2 separate regions of the Homo sapiens genome follow, and region 1 is linked to region 2. A link is an interaction called in ENCODE POLR2A ChIA-PET data of the cell type or tissue named here. Cell type or tissue: OCI-LY7. All regions are shown on one strand. Links, peaks and the distances in the headings refer to the core of each region. The heading gives the core; the rest is flanking DNA.

Region 1 (5,385 bases), core at 107-5,106, 70 kb after region 2:
TTGAGACTGCAGACTTATTTTCATCTATAAATAGAAAAAAAGTAAAAAAACCATCTTCATGACAAAAAAGGAGGTTTTTCTTTTTCTTTTTTTTTGAGACAGAGTCTCGCACTGTCACCCAGGCTGGAGTGCAGTGGCACAATCTCAGCTCACTGCAAGCTCCGCCTCCCAGGTTCATGCCATTCTCCTGCCTCAGCCTCCCAAGTAGCTGGGACTACAGGTGCCTGCCACCACGCCCGGCTAATAATGTTTTGTATTTTTAGTAGAGATGGGGTTTCACCGTGTTAGCCAGGATGGTCTCGATCTCCTGACCTCGTGATCTACCTGCCTCAGCCTCCCAAAGTGCTGGGATTACAGGCTGTGAGCCACCGTGTTCAGCCTTTTTTTTTTTTTTTTTTTTCGAGATGGGGGTCTCCCTCTGCCACCCAGGCTAGAGTGCAGTGATGTGACTATGGCCACTGCAGTCTCAATGCCAACATGCCTGGCGTATTTTTTGTATTTTTTGTAGATGTGGGATTTCGCCATGTTGCCCAGTCTGGAAAAAAGGGGTATTTTGGCTAACTGTATCTAAATCTAGTACTCAAATAAAAAAATCTGATTGATGATTTAATCTGTCATATGTCTGGAGGGAAATCTGTAATAAAACTTTGGCCAGGCAATCTCATTTCTAGTAATTTATCTTAAAGAAATAATTAAGAACATGTTCAAAGATTTAGTTTCAAGGATATTCATGGTAATGCTGTTTATAATAGTGAAAAAACTGGAAGTAATCTAAATGCCCATCAACAAAGAATTGGTTAAATACATTATGGCATGTTTAATTGATGGACTACTATAACAGTTAAAAAATAATTTTATAGGAATGTATTTATTGACTTGAAAATATTTTCATATTAACTGAAGATACAGGGTTACAAAACTATACTTATATTTTTAAAGTAGTTAAACATGTATCTATCATATGATCCAGCCATTTTATTCCCAAGTATTCAACCAAGAGAAAAGAAATCATATGTTTATAAATGGATTTGTATGTGAATATTTACAGCAACTTTATTTGTAATAGCCAGAAACTGAAAACTACCAAAATATTCATCAACAGGTGAATGGATAAACAAATTGTGGCAAATGCACACAAGAGACAACAACTCAGCAATAAAAAGGAATGAATCACAGATACAAGCATCACCATGGATGAATCTCGAAAAGTTATGCTGAGTGAAAGAAACCAGACAAAATTAAGAATATACATTATGTGATTCTATTTCTATTAAATTCTAGAATATACAAGCTAATCTATGTACAGCTGTAGTGACAGAAAACAGATCAGTGGTTGCCCGGGGGTGAGGGGATAAGAAGGAGCAGGCAGGAGGGAAAGATGAAAAAGGGACATTGAGGAAACTTAGGGGTGGTGGACACATTCACTGTCTTGATTGTGGTGATGGCTTCATGGGTTAATACATATGCCATAAGTGTTCAAGTTGAATACTTTATTTTATTTATTTATTTATTTAGAAAGGAGTTTCACTCTTGTTGCCCAGGCTGGAGTGCAATGGTGCAATCTCAGCTCACTGCAACCTCTGCCTCCTGGGTTCAAGCGATTCTCCTGCTTCAGCCTCCCAAGTAGCTGGGATTACAGGCATGCGCCACCACACCTAGCTAATTTTGTATTTTTAGTAGAGATGCGGTTTCACTATATTGGTCAGGCTGGTCTCAAACTCCTGACCTGAGGAGATCCACCCACCTTGGCCTCCCAAAATGCTGGGATTACAGGCATGAGCCACCATGCCCGGCCAAGCTGAGTACTTTAAATGCATAGTTTATTGTATGTCAATCATACCTCAATAAAGCTGTAAAATATACACATACACTCATGTGCGCGCACATGCACTAAAACTATACTTAATGCTATCATCACACTGCTTTTGTTTGAAATATAAAACACAAATGAAAGTGTCTAAAACATAAATGTGCAGTTTAGTGAATTATTATAAATACCTACATAACCACCATGAAGGTCAAGAAATAAAAAATTACCAGAACTCCAGAAGCACCTCCCCCATACTTCCCTTTCTAATCACAACTTCCTCCCTCTCGCCCCCACAGGGAGTCCTATTCTGATTTTATGGTAGTTGCTTCTTTGTCTTTTTTTTTTTTCTTGCTCTTGTTGCCCAGGCTAGGGCGCAATGGCATCATCTCGGCTCATTGCAACCTCCGCCTCCTGGGTTCAAGTGATTCTCCTCCCTTAGCCTCTCAAGTAGCTGGGATTACAGGCATGCGCCACCATGCCTGGCTAATGTTTTTAGTAGAGATTTGGTTTCTCCACGTTGGTCAGGCTGGTCTCGAACTCCCAACCTCAGGTGATCCACCCACCTTGGCCTCCCAAAGTGCTGGGATTACAGGCATAAGCCACTGTGCCTGGCCTGTTTTTTGTTTTTTAAAAGTAATTTTACTACGCACATAGTCCTAAACTACATACCTTAGTTTTGGATTTTACATACATAGAAGGTATTCTTCTGTGTCTGCTTTCCTTCCCTCAACAATATGTTTTTACGAGTCATTCACATTGAGTGTAGTACACTGGCTTTTGTTGCTGTATTGTATGACTATACTACAAAGTATTGAGCCATTCTACTGTTGATGGACATTTTGTTGTTTCCAGTTTTGAACTATTGAAAATAACACTGCTATGAATGTTCTTTTAGGTGCATCTGGCTTATATGTACATGAAATAGGGTAAAACTTCAGGGTCATAGGATATATTTGCTTTTCATTTTACTTAATAATTTATATGTCACCAGTAGTATGTAAGAGTACCTGTTGATCCATATCCATGTGTTATCTCCACAGCACTTGTTGCTACCTGAAATTTTCTTGCTTATGTTTACTTGTTTAACATCTTCCCTCAGTCTCTATTATACCTCCATGAGAGCTGGGAGTTGGCCTGACTTGTCCCCTGCTCTACTCTTTGCACATGAACAGTGACTGAAACAATGCTTGACACTCGACAGGCTCTGAACAAGTATTTGTTGAATTACTAGAAGAATAAATGAAAATCCCAGCCCATTAGTAACTTCAGCCAGGAGTTTAGCAGAAGGACAACTGCGTTACTCAGTGACTCAAAAAATGCTTATGTTATATATAAAAAATGGATACATAATAACTTATATATGAGATTCCAACTATGGAAACCTATGTATATATATGTGAAGAATAAAGAGCTTTTAAGTGTGTTAGTTTAAAAACTTGCAAATCAAATTCCTCATACAACGTGGCAGCAAAACTTCATAACAGTTTCTGAGCTTTTTAGTTTTCCTCTTCTTCAGATTCCTTTGTTTTGCAGTATGAGACATACTGTATGTTTAGAATATAAGATGAGAAATAAACTAACAGGTAACTGTAGCAGTTACATTACAAGCAAATTTAAATTTTCCAAAACTAGTAATGATAATAAAGCTTAAGCAGTTGAAAGGTGGGATGCAGTCACTCAGAAAACGAGATACGTGCCTGTGGCTGTATTTTACGGCCACAATTTTTTCAAATTTTACATTTGAAAAAAACCTTTTTTTTTAAATGTAAAAAAAGTTTCCTTTGGCTTTACTCCTTTCAGGAAAATAAGGATTTCGGATTTCTCTTTCTTTTCTTTTTTCTTTCTTTCTTTTTTTTTTTTTTTTTGAGATGGAGTCTCGCTCTGTCGCCAGGCTGGAGTGCAGTGGCGTGATCTCGGCTCACCACAACCTCCGCCTCCTGGGTTCAAGTGATTCTCCTGCCTCAGCCTCCCAAGTAGCTGGGACTACTGGCACAAGTCACCATGCCCGGCTAATTTTTTTTGTATTTTTAGTAGAGATGGGGTTTCACTATGTTGGCCAGGCTGTTCTCGGACTCCTGACCTCGTGATCCGCTCGCCTCAGCCTTCCAAAATGCTGGGATTACAGGTGTTAGCCACCACGCCTGGCCTCTTTTCTTTCTTTCTTTTTTTTGAGATAGGGTCCCACTCTGTCACCCCAACTGGAGTGCAGTGGCACAATCACAGCTCACTGTAGCCTCGACCTCCTGGGCTCAAGTGATCCTCCCACCTAAGCCTCATGAGTAGCTGGGGCTACAGCTGCACAGCACCATGCCTAGCTAATTCTAAAACGCCCAATGAACAGTTCTTTTTTTTTTTTTTGTCACCCAGGCTTGAGTGCAATGGTGTGATCTTGGCTCACTGCAACCTCTGCCTCCCAGGTCCAAGGGATTTTCCTGCCTCTCAGCCTCCTGAGTAGCTGGGAGTACAGGCGCGCACCACCATGCCCAGCTAATTTTTGTATTTTTAGTAGAGACGGGGTTTCACCATGTTGGCCAGGCTGGTCTTGAACTCTTAACCTCAGGTGATCTGCCAGTCTCGGCCTCCCAAAATGTTGGGATTACAGGCGTGAGCCACCGTGCCCAGCCTATACATTTGCAATGATTGCCTGTCTACTCTACATTTTCAAATATAATTAACTTTTTTTTTTTTAAGTTCTGGGATACAATGGCAGAACGTACAGGTTTGTTACATAGGTATACGTGTGCCATGGTGGTTTGCTGCATTTATCAACCCATCATCTAGGTTTTAAGCCCTGCATGCATTAGCTATTTGTCCTGATACTCTCCCTCCCCTCGCCCCCAACCTTCCAACAGGCCCTGGTGTGTGTTGTTCCCTTCCCTAAAATATAATAAATTTTTAAAGCAAAACAAATCCTACTCATCATTTAGTTACTTAATGCCTAGGATGTGCAAAAGCACTTTACTAGGGGTTGAGGATATAGTAAATGAATAAGAAATAGATCCTGCCCTCAAGAAAATCACAGTGGGTTGAAGAAAGATACATAAACCAATAATAATAGTACTTTACAATAGACAAAACCATGAGAATGAAAGAAAGGCCTCTTTTAACTAGCGGACAGATGAGAAGGTTTCACAAATAAAGTGAAATCTGAACTGAGCTATAAAAAAAACGAAGAAATTTTGCCTGGTGAAAATAAGGGTGAGGGAATTATAGAGTTGCAACAATAAGAATATATATTTGGTCTTTGTCTCCACTTCCAAACAGAGAGCTTCTAAAACCTATGGTATTCCTAAGTGACAGGAATATCTTTTGTTACTTGTAACAAGCCCCTTTCAACCACACTAGAGTTTATGCTAATGAGGTGACTAGTGGTGAGTCCCCAGACACTTCAGGATGGACACTGGTTGCTAGAGGAACCAACCATGTGACTAGCGGGTTGGTACCTTCAGTTCCACCTCTGGGAATCTAGAGAGGGGATGGGGGTTGGAGATTGAGTTAATCATCAAAGGCCAATGATGTACTCAATCATGCCTATGTAATGAGACCTCCATAAATACCCCACAGACAGGTTTTGG
Region 2 (5,385 bases), core at 335-5,334:
TTACACTTACGGCCTCCGTCAAAATTTTACCAGACATTTCTTATAGGATAAGCCATATAAGCAAGTTCTTTTTTTTTCTTCAATTTTTAAGTTCCAGGGTACGTGTGCAGGATGTGCAGGTTTGTTACATAGGTAAACGTGTGTCATGGTGGTTTGCTGCACCTGTCAACCTATCACCTAGGTATTAAGCCCTGCATGCATCAGCTATTCTTCCTGATGCTCTCCCTCCCATTGCCCCCCTAACAGGCCCCAGTGTGTGTTGTTCCCCTCCATGTGTCCATTCAACTCCTACTTATACGTGAGAACATGTGGTGTTTGGTTTTCTGTTCAGCTGAGGATAATGGCTTCCAGCTCCATTCATGTCCCTGCAAAGGACATGATCTCATTCCTTTCTATGTATGCATGGTATTCCATGGTGTATATGTACCACATTTTCTTTATCCAGTCTATCACTGATGGGCATTTGGGTTGATTCCATGTCTTTGCTGTTGTGAATAGAGCTGCAACGAGCAGACTCATGCATGTATCTTTATAATAGAATGATTTACATTCCTTTGGGTATATACCCAGTAATGGGATTGCTGGGTCAAATGGTATTTCTGCCTCTAGATCCTTGAGGAATTGCCACACTGTCTTCCACAATGGTTGAACTAATTTACACTCCCACTAACAGTGTAAAAGTGTTCCTTTCTCTCTGCAACCAGGCCAGTATCTGTTGTTGTTGACTTTTTAATAATTGCCATTCTGACTGGCATGAGATAGTATCTCATTGTGGTTTTGATTTGCATTTCTCTAATGATCAGTCATGTTGAGCTTTTTTTTTTTTTTTTTTTTTTTTTTGAGACGGAGTCTCGCTCTGTCGCCCAGGCTCTGGAGTGCAGTGGTGAGATCTCAGCTCACTGCAAGCTCTGCCTCCCAGGTTCACGCCATTCTCCTGCCTCAGCCTCCCGAGTAGCTGGGACTACAGGCGCCCATCACCACGCCCGGCTAATTTTTCTTGCATTTTTAGTAGAGATGGGGTTTCACCATGTTAGCCAGGATGGTCTCGATCTCCTGACCTCGTGATCCGCCTGCCTCAGCCTCCCAAAGTGCTGGGATTACGGGCGTGAGCCACCACACCCGGCCGCTGTTGAGCTTTTTTTCATATGTTTGTTGGCTGTATGAGGTCTTCTTTTCAGAAGTGTCTGTTCTTGTCCTTTGCCCACTTTTTAATGGGGATTTTTCTTGTAAATTTGTTTAAGTTCCTTATGGGCTGGATATTAGACCTTTGTCAGATGGATAGATTGCAAAAATGTTCTCTCATTCTGTGGGTTGTCTGTTCAGTGTTTCTTTTCATGCAGGTTCTTTTTTTATCCTTAATATTTTTACTGAGTCACACAAAATACCCGGCAGTACCCCTGAATTTACGGTTTTACTTAAATTGTCAGTTTATACATTTATTTTCTCATCTAGACTACAAGAGGAATTATGTCTTTTATTACAAAATATTTGCTGAGTTCGATTTTATCCTGGGACAGCTAGAAAACAATGACTTGATTTTTCATTGATCTGATTTTTCTTCTTCTTTTTTCTTTTTTTGGTGAGACAGAGTCTCACTCTGTCGCCCAGGCTGGAGCGCAGTGGTGCAATCTGGGCTCACTGCAACCTCCATCTCCCAGGTTCAAGCAATTCTCCTGCCTCAGCCTCCTCAGTAGCTGGGATTACAGGCACGCACCACCATGCCTGGCTAATTTTTGTATTTTTAGTAGAGTTGGGGTTTTGCCATGTTGGCCAGGCTGTTCTTGAACTCCTGACCTCAGGTGATCCACCCAGCCTCCCAAAGTGCTGGATTACAGGTGTAAGCCACCGCACCTGGCCAGATGTATATCCTTTTCAGACCTTGTGTGTACTACCTTTGTCATAAAAAAAGTTATTAAAAATGTAAGTAGACACGAAACACCTCCACTGTGTCTGCATTTTCAGGGTCTACCCTCACAGTTCCCTTCTGCTATCCAGCTATGAAGGGGGTAATTCGGAAAATCCTTTTATTACATTTCAAATAAAAATGCTAAAAATGGGCTGGGCATGGTGGCTCATGCCTGTAATCCCAGTACTTTGGGAGGCCAAGGCGGGCAGATCACCTGAGGACAGGAGTTCGAGACCAGCCTGGCCAACATGGCAAAACCCCATCTCTACTAAAAGTACAGAACTTAGCTGGGTGTGGTGGCAGGCGCCTGTACTCCCAGCTACTCAGGAGTCTGAGGCAGGAGAATCGCTTGAACCCGGGGGGCGGAGGTTGCAATGAGCTGAGATCGTGTCACTGCACTCCAGCCTGGGTGACAAGAGTGATACTCCATCTCAAAAAAAAAAAAAAAAAAAAAAAAAGCTAAAAATGACTCAAGTGTGCGTGTATATGTATGTATATAAAATTCCTTATTAAAAAGAGATACTTGAAGTAGATTTATTCTACAAGGTTTATGCATCTGCCCTCCCATATGGCCCCCATGTCATCTGTGGATCTCAGTTCCTGTTTGGAACACCTGATCCAACCATTCTTATCTAGAGTTGGGCAACTATCTCAGAAAGGCAATATTTTTTTGAAACTGCAAACCAAAGTTTCCATTCAGACTCCCCAAGGGATTTTACTGACAATTTTAAGCACTGAAGATTTCTGGGAGGGAAGGAGAGCTGAAGTCTCTTTGAGATGCACAATACCTGTCCCCAGTTGAGAGGAGAAATGCAAGTATCAATACATGCAGCAATGAAGCATCAATCAGAAAACAACAAATGGGTGTTACAGTAAATGCACATGAGGCAGTCTCAATAAAAAGGGAACTGTGTCTCTGATAAGTTTTTCTGTGTGTGTGTGTGCACTTATTTATGGGCCCCAAGAAAGAGGTCTTAGGGAGGGAAGAGGGACAAGCGTTTTTGCTGACATAAATAAAACGGTCCACAAAGAAGCCCGGAGGATGTCTATGGCCTGACTGAGTGCCAGCATGGCATTGCCAGTGTGGGTGACCAGCTCCAGCGTGGCACTGCTCTTCCTACAAATGCAAATATACCATCTAGCTCCTGTCTATATCTTTTGCAAAATCATTCATTTCCTGCCTGTTTTCTGGTTACAGTAACAATCACAAGCTTTAAAAATAGCTTGCCCTATATAATACAGCAGTCAGTGCCCAATCTGTGTTTTAGGCCTGATGCCCTCACAGACAAGCCTTTAGTCAACTGCATTTTAATTCTTTTGAGGGAATTACATCTTTAAAATAAATGAATGATGCTGCCTTAATTTATGTCTAACTTTCTGAGTGGGACTGTAGTAGCAACCACAGACAGAGAAGAAAGACTGTCCCTAGGCAGTGGACTCATCCTTAGGGGCCCAGACACTAAATCCTTTCGGTCAACACTGGCTTGTGGCAGCCTCGCACTGAGCTGCCTGTTGTGGGCTACGCTTGGCTGAACTCATGGTCGGCCTTCTTGAATCTGCCCTGCCTTTAGTTCTCCATTTCTGAAAATGGCTCTCACCCTCCATCTAGGCTCAAAATCTTGTTACTGGTTTGGACTTCTCCCTAGACCTTAATAGTCTATCAATTTTATCTGCACCATCTCTATCTGCCACTATTCTAGTTCAGGCCTCATCACCTCCCTCCTGGACACGTGCTCTAACCTGTCTTCCTGGTCACCAGTTTCTCCCCTGCACCGGGGCACACACAGTGATATGCAGGCTAACTTTCTGATGTGCAACATGGATCCCAGAGCTTCCTTGCTCAAATATCTTCAGCAGTTTCCTACTCCCCTAACAACTGTTCCTTCAGTTGTTTCAACTGATACCAAACCCTATCCCCATATTGAAAGCACTCGCTTAGGGAAAACATCTAAATTTCTTGGCTTGCCATTTAATGCTAACCTCCTCCATCTTTATTTCACACAGCTTCCCTGCATGTGCCCTTTTCCTCAGACCATCTGAACCCTTCTCTATGGAGATGGACTTAGGCTTCCCTAGTACTTGCTTTTTCAGTCTTGTCTCCACTGTAGACATCACTCCTCACCCCCGGTTTCCAGCCACCTGTCCTGGGTCTACCCGTCTTTCAATCCTCAGTTCTGACAGTTAAACCGGACTTTCCTGATCAAACAGCTAAAAGCAACTTCCCCTGCCTCGTTCTGATTTATACTTCCTTAAAGGACTGATCATATTTTATTTATTTTTTTTTTGAGATGCAGTCTTGCACTGTCGCCTGGGCTGGCATGCAATGGCACGATCTCGGCTCACTGCAACCTCCACTTCCTGGGTTCAAGCAATTCTCTTGCCTCAGCCTCCCGAGTAGCTGGGATTACAGGCGCCCGCAACCTCCCCAAGCTAATTTTTGTATTTTTAGTAGAGACGGAGTTTCGCCATGTTGGCCACGCTGGTCTTGAACTCCTGACGTCATGATCTGTCCGCCTTGGCCTCCCAAAGTGCTGCGATTACAGGCGTAAGCCACCATGCCCGGCCCATATTTTATCTTTTATCAATTTATTCAGCACCTGGCGCTGTCTTTCAGTATGTATAATGTTTCTTCTGCTAGGCTATAGTGGACTCTGGAGAGGCAGAGTTCATGTCTCACTCATCTTTTTATTATCTAAAGAGGCTAAAAAGACAGGAAACCATTATTTATTATCTATAATCTGTCCCAAACCTCACACACATTATCTCAATTAATCCTCATAATAGTCTCATAAAGTTGGTGTTCTCCTTTTATATAAGAGAAAACTGAGGTTCAAAGAGTTTTGTTACGTGGCCCAAGTTCACACTAAGAGGAGGTCTATTTTGAACACGCTCCAAGACCTGTGTTTTCTATGACACTCTACTACCCATTATTATGATCTTCTATACATCGCTTATGCTAAGTATATATAATACACATTGGAAGTTAAAGAGACATCTATGAATGAGAGAAGCTGTCATCTTCTGTATCCTAAATGCCAACTTCATTCCACATACTAACTTTTATTTTTATTAATTTATTAATTTTTTGAGATGGAGTCTCACTCTGTCACCCAGGCTGGAGTGTGGTGCTGTGATCTCGGCTCACTGCCACCTCGGCCCCCTGGGCTCAAGACATTCTCGTGCCTCAGCCTCCTGAGTAGCTCAGATTACAGGTGTGTACCACCACGCCTGGCTAATTTTTTGTATTTTAGTAGAGATGGAGTTTCACCATGTTGCCCAAGGTGGTCTGGAACTCCTGAGCTCAGGCAATCTGCCCGCCTCGGCCTCCCAAAGTGCTGGGATTACAGGCTTGAGCCACTGTGCCTGGCCCAGCACATTAACTTTTAAACATTTCCAAATTGGACAAAAACACATGTATAACTGATCACAAAAGACGGCCCATCATTTTGTACCTGAGGTACCTATGCAGAAGAGCAGCA

The links. Peaks named below come from ENCODE experiments on the same cell type or tissue, not always from the same donor. Only the 100,000 strongest peaks of a DNase experiment are listed, where the experiment ranks them.
Region 1: POLR2A ChIA-PET joins it to region 2 with 5 read pairs; 5 of 35 experiments call an interaction of 5 or more read pairs at or near these places.

What each region holds. Positions count from the first base shown.
Region 1 is chr11:111,642,578-111,647,962 of GRCh38, reverse strand. The region is part of intron 3 of SIK2 (salt inducible kinase 2); the gene reads right to left. Among named protein-coding and RNA genes, the nearest start is that of SIK2, 43 kb to the right of the region's middle. In OCI-LY7, for the core only: no CTCF peak of the experiment used is centred there; no DNase peak of the experiment used is centred there.
Region 2 is chr11:111,712,773-111,718,157 of GRCh38, reverse strand. The region is part of intron 9 of SIK2 (salt inducible kinase 2); the gene reads right to left. It also overlaps a transcript of PPP2R1B not described here. Among named protein-coding and RNA genes, the nearest start is that of PPP2R1B, 51 kb to the left of the region's middle. In OCI-LY7, for the core only: no CTCF peak of the experiment used is centred there; a DNase peak (open chromatin) is centred at 2,547; H3K4me3 peaks cover 927 bases; H3K27ac peaks cover 1,612 bases.